2 separate regions of the Homo sapiens genome follow, and region 2 is linked to region 1. A link is a loop called in an ENCODE intact Hi-C map of the cell type or tissue named here. Cell type or tissue: natural killer cell. All regions are shown on one strand. Region 1 overlaps IUR1 (imatinib upregulated ABL suppressing lncRNA 1). Region 2 overlaps ARAP1 (ArfGAP with RhoGAP domain, ankyrin repeat and PH domain 1).

What was found. Hi-C counts contacts between places; a loop is a spot of excess contacts. Peaks named below come from ENCODE experiments on the same cell type or tissue, not always from the same donor. Only the 100,000 strongest peaks of a DNase experiment are listed, where the experiment ranks them.
Region 2: it touches region 1 in a loop (4-fold over the local background); 10 of 110 quality-filtered maps call a loop at or near these places.

What each region holds. Positions count from the first base shown.
Region 1 is chr11:73,176,852-73,179,351 of GRCh38, forward strand. The region is part of intron 1 of IUR1 (imatinib upregulated ABL suppressing lncRNA 1); the gene reads right to left. Among named protein-coding and RNA genes, the nearest start is that of IUR1, 4.8 kb to the right of the region's middle. RefSeq lists an enhancer at 1,200-1,249. In natural killer cell, CTCF peaks have their summits at 1,400 (motif pointing left) and 1,603; a DNase peak (open chromatin) is centred at 1,390.
Region 2 is chr11:72,682,703-72,685,202 of GRCh38, forward strand. ARAP1 (ArfGAP with RhoGAP domain, ankyrin repeat and PH domain 1) reads right to left here. Exons shown (of 35, transcript NM_001040118.3): 35 at 2,367-2,500. Among named protein-coding and RNA genes, the nearest start is that of PDE2A, 9.5 kb to the left of the region's middle. RefSeq lists an enhancer at 2,032-2,500. In natural killer cell, CTCF peaks have their summits at 1,234 (motif pointing left) and 1,445; DNase peaks (open chromatin) are centred at 1,219 and 2,009.

The sequences.
Region 1 (2,500 bases):
GAAGGGGAAACTGGTGCAGCCCACATGGTGTCTGGAAGGGCTTCCCAAGGGCTGCTTCAGAGGCAGCACAGAGCCTCAGGCAGGACTACAGGAGGAGCAGGAAGAGGGGAGGATGAGTCAAGTCTACCTGGATTGGTTTGGGTGGAGTCCTTCCTGAGGCAGGGTGGTGTGGGGGATGGTTGTGTAGATATTTTTGAAGCCCCCCCGCCCCAGTGTCTGTGTCCCCTTAAACAAGTATTACAATCTTCCTTCCCTCCCATGAGCAGAAGAGGAAACTAAGGCTCTGCCAGGACTAGAGCCCAGGTGTCCCAGATGGATCACCTAGCCAGGGATCTTCAGCAAACCAGGCTGGTCCAACTGTCTGTCCCGAGCTCCCTGAGTTGGCTTGAGGAGAAGACTTGCTCCCTGCCCTCTTGGAACTCCTTTCTGGTTGGAGAGCTGGGTGTTGAGTTTTGTGTAAGGTTATTTAGGCAACAGTATTCCAGAAAGGCTGATGCTGGAGATTCAGACACTGGCACCAAGCCTGTGAGCATCACTCTGGAGCTGGACCATGAGCCCATCCTATGCTCCTGCCTCTAGACCTAGGTTGGGTTGTTCAGGAGCTGGGTCTGGAAGCAGATCAGAAAGCAGGGTCCACCCCAGCCCAGGGGCTGGGCCTGTGGGTGTGTCCAAGCTAAACCTCTACACAAGGATCCATTGTGGTTGCTCAGCCTGGCCCTGGGCTCTGCCAGCCCTTCCGGCTCCCGGAAAATGTTTCCCGTCTGGCAGCTCCCAGAGCAGCCTGTCCTTGGCCAAGATGCTGACTGGCCCCACACACAGGCCTCTCCTACCCAGTGAGGATCCTGGAGTCCTGGCAGCTCAGAGCTCTTGGGTCCAGCCCCCATTTAACAGTCAGGATCCCTTAGGCTCAGGGAAGTAGGCACAGGCCACAGCAGCACACGAGAACCAGAATCAGGACCAGAACCCGGCACTCTGGCCATTTTCTCAGCTCTCGCTACCAACATGAGGCAGAAGGATGCAGACTCGGAGAAGGGAAGGGGCTGTCCCATTACACAGTCCTTTGTGGCAGAGTCTGGAGGAAATGACTGGTGCTTAGCTGGCCGCTTGCCCACCTGGACCCCTCTCATCTGGGTTCTCTAGGTTCAGCTGTGTGGCCTCGTGAAGGTTGCTATTCCTGTCTGCATTTGGGGACTGAAGACTCCCCACTCTCAATCCATCCCTGACATCCTAAGCTTTAAAATCAGGCATAAGCGCACTGGATGGGGTGAGGAGAAGCAGCTCTGGAATTTGGGGCTTTGACAACTCCGCCCCATCTGTGTGTGCCAAGCTGTACCAGAGCCAGAGGCTTAGGGCCTGGGGCTCCCCAACCCTTACTTGGGCTGACAGTGCCACCTGGTGCCCAGTCGGTGTGACATGAGTCCCGCTAGAGATGCAACCACAAACCTTCGCTCTCTGTGGGACCTCTGAGCCACCCCATGCTAGGCGCTGGGGACATAGAAGAAATTGTGACCCCAGATGTGAGGGGAGAAGACCCACAGAGAGTGACCACTCAGGATGTGGAGGCTGTGACAGCAGAAAGCCCGGGGCCGAGGAGGGTCGCTGAGTACCACAGGGTCAAGAAAAAGAGGCATTGCCATCAATGTAACTCTCACTGTCTTCTAGGCCAGGTCCTATGCAGGCCTGGGGACCCTCAAGGAATCAATTGTAATCTAATAGAAAAAAGTAGGGTGGGGAAGGGAGCTCAGAGCCAGGGACTTGGAACTGGGTCTTGAAGAATGATAGTAATTCATCTTGTGAGCCGTGGGCATTCCAGGCTCAGGGAACAGACTATGCGAAGGCATGGAAGAGTGAGCTTGTGTGTATAAGCTTGAGGGTGACAGGTGTGGAGAGGAGGGGGACAGCAGAAGAAGTGCCAGAATACGAGGTCTGAAAAGTCACAACCCTGGGTACCTGTGGCCGACACAGCTTGTCTGAATTTCCTTGCCCCATACCTACCTCCTTTCTTGACCTTCAATGTCTGGGCAGGTACAGAGCCCCTGCCTCAAACTCCAACCCCATTCCCTCTGGGTCTGGTTACCTAGAGGAGGTCCTGATTCCTGAAAGCCTCCCCTCTTCCCCCAGGGCAGGAGCTAGGTCGGGCTGCCCACAGGCTGATCTGAGGGGACACAAACCTATGACTTCCCTGGCCTCCAAGAAGCCCAGGCCCAGCCCTTAGATTGGAGAAGGATCTTTAAGCAGTTATTTAACTCTAGACTCAGGTTCCTCAACTGATGGGGATAATAATGGTACCTGACTCATGGGATGTGGTGAGGATTAAATGAGAAAATGCATAGAAAGCCACTTATTTGCACCTTGCTGGCATGGGTTGAGGCCAGGTAAAGGGGCTCCTCCCCATTGCCAATCCCCCTGGCATATTTCCTTCTAGGGGGAAGCTTGAGGGCTCCAGATTTTGGCCCCACCTGGGCTGCCTACCCCCCAACTTCAGGCTTCTTTCTACATT
Region 2 (2,500 bases), 490 kb before region 1:
CACACGCGTGCTTTCCAAGACAGCGGGCTGTGGGCAGGTGGCTTGGAGGCCACCAGAGCATGAGGCCAGGAAAGAAGCCCCAGCTCTTGCCCTTCCCTGTCCCACTGATTTCCTTCTCCAGAAGCCCCAGGACTCCTCAGAACTCTGCAGGGTAGGAAGGTTGTGCTGGAAGGAGGCAGGAGAGAGGCAGACATCCTACCCCACCTCCCTGCCCCTCTCCCCTCTGCCCCCCAGCCTCCCCTTCACCTGCAGTGCCCTCACCATCCAGGCTCTGACGTGCCTCGGCCTTCTTTCCCAGGGCTCCCCGTATTCCCCAGGGGCTAGGCCTGGATTTGGGTTGGTCCTTGAAGCCCTGTCCTCCTCCCCCAATATTTCAGTATTTCAACCTCTACCCCAACCACACCTGGCAAGGCCTCCGGTCTTCAAAGCTGGCTCAGGAGCACTTCCTTGTCCAGGAAGCCCCTCCCTTTCCAAGAGCTGCTCCTGGCCCCTCTGCAGGTCCAGGTCTGGGGTCTTCAACTCATCCATGGCAACCCAACTTCAAATAATATGTGAATGAGCAAACCATCCAGGGTCCCAACAGGCCCCATTTTTAGGAATCCTTGCGACAAGGACCAGCAGAGCCTCCTGCCCCTAACCCATCCAACACTGTTGTCACAGGCATATTTCATTCCGGCTGAGGCCCTGAGGCTCCTGTTTGGATGTCACCCCTACCCCTTACCAGAGGGAAATCACTTTAAGCCATCACTAACTCCTGACAGTTCAGACCCCCTGCCTCAGGCCATTTCTAAGAGGAGAAAAGGGTTGGAATCAGGAGGGGAGTCAAAGAGGGAGACCCCACCAAAGTAGGGCAGGGGAAATGGACCTCAGGCCTGCTTCACGAGCATGGTGTGACCTTGGGAAAGTTGCCTCCCTTCTCTGGGCCTAGCTCCCCCTTGCCAAGAGCAGACAGTGCAGGGGGCACAGGGGCCGATTCACAGCAGGTACTTGGTAGAAGGCTGTTCCCTCCTCTTCCTGGTTCCCAGAGCCCAGGACTCCAATGCACATTCCTGTATGGTGCTGCCTTCCAGAATGTCACCAGCCTGCAGGCCAAAGGCAGAACTGGGTCCCGCTTCACACCCCAGCAGAGAAAGGTCTGGGCCAGGACCACCACTCAGGCATCCTCCAGACCCTGCTTTGATTCCAGCAATGATGAGTGGTCCATGGCTGCCGCCTTGTGGCCTAGTGCAGGACTGCAGCCAGCACGCTGAGCTGGGGCAGTGGCCTTAGCAGAGCAGGGGGCGCCTCCAGTCTCACCCACTCAGGTGGGCCTCAGGGCTGGCTGGGCAGTGCAAGGTCAGATCCAGGAGCGGATTCCAGCCCCTCAGCACTTGGATAAGGGGGTCCAACCTGTCCTGGCTGGAGGCAGAAGGGTCAGACATTCGACCTGTGGATCTGGCCAGAGCGACCCACAGGAGGTGGGAGACTCAAGGGGCTTAGCCCCAGCCTGTGAAATAGGTCAGTAGGACTCAGGGAACCGGTTCCAGTCTCCTGCCATATACCTCCCCTTCCTGAGACAGCGAGAGGGAACCTGGAGTCCAGCTCCCCAAGTCTTCCGCTGGACCCAGGCTCCCCACTGAGCTGGATGCCTGAGTCGGAGGTCACATGGCCCATCCCCACCCACTCTGCCCAGCCCCACTGGCTGAGGCTAAGGATGGAGGTCAGCCTGTCCGCCCACTGAGCCCCCGAAGAGCGGGTGGTAATGAGGCTCTAGGCAGAGGCGGGAATGTGGTGTCTGGCACCTCCCCAGGGAGTCCCAAACCCATCTCTGAGCAACTCATTATTTCCTCTGCAGGCCAGGGCCTCATCTTCTTAGTGGAGATGGCCAGGCAGTGCCCAGTGAGGGCAGCCCCCTGGTGCATGGCAGGCCCCACCTCTGGAGGGGTAGGCACTGGGGCCACAGGTGACCCAAAGGTGCTTCTTCTCAATTTCCTCAGGCTCCTGTGGCTCTGACCTTGTGTCTCCAGCAGGGGGCTGCTGCAGGGCTGCCAGGCCTGAGTCACTGACACACCACACCCAGGCCCCAGCTGGGACTCAGACTCGGACTGCAGCAGGACAGGGGCTTGTGTCCAGCCAGGGTCAGTGCTGGCCAGGAAAGGACCGGCATTCCCAGCCTGGCTGCAGGATAGTACAATGGGGAAGGCATGGAGTCAAGCCAGGGCTCTGCTTGGGGAAGGGGGTCGTCTGAATAGCTCAGGGCCTGGAGAAAGCAAGGCCTAGGTTCTCAGCTTCAGGCACTAGGCACTCACCCCTGGGCTTCCCGACCTCCTGTCCCCTCCTACCCCAGGACGCCCAATCCCCTTAGCCAATCACAGGCCTCAGCACCATAGGGTAAAATATACAGATATATTTATATTATCAAAAAGTCCCCAAATTGGGGAAGGGGCATCAGGTAGTCTGGACCCCCCACTCAGCCCAGACTGGAAGGAAGGCTGAAGTCCCCAAAGCGCAGCTCTCAGCC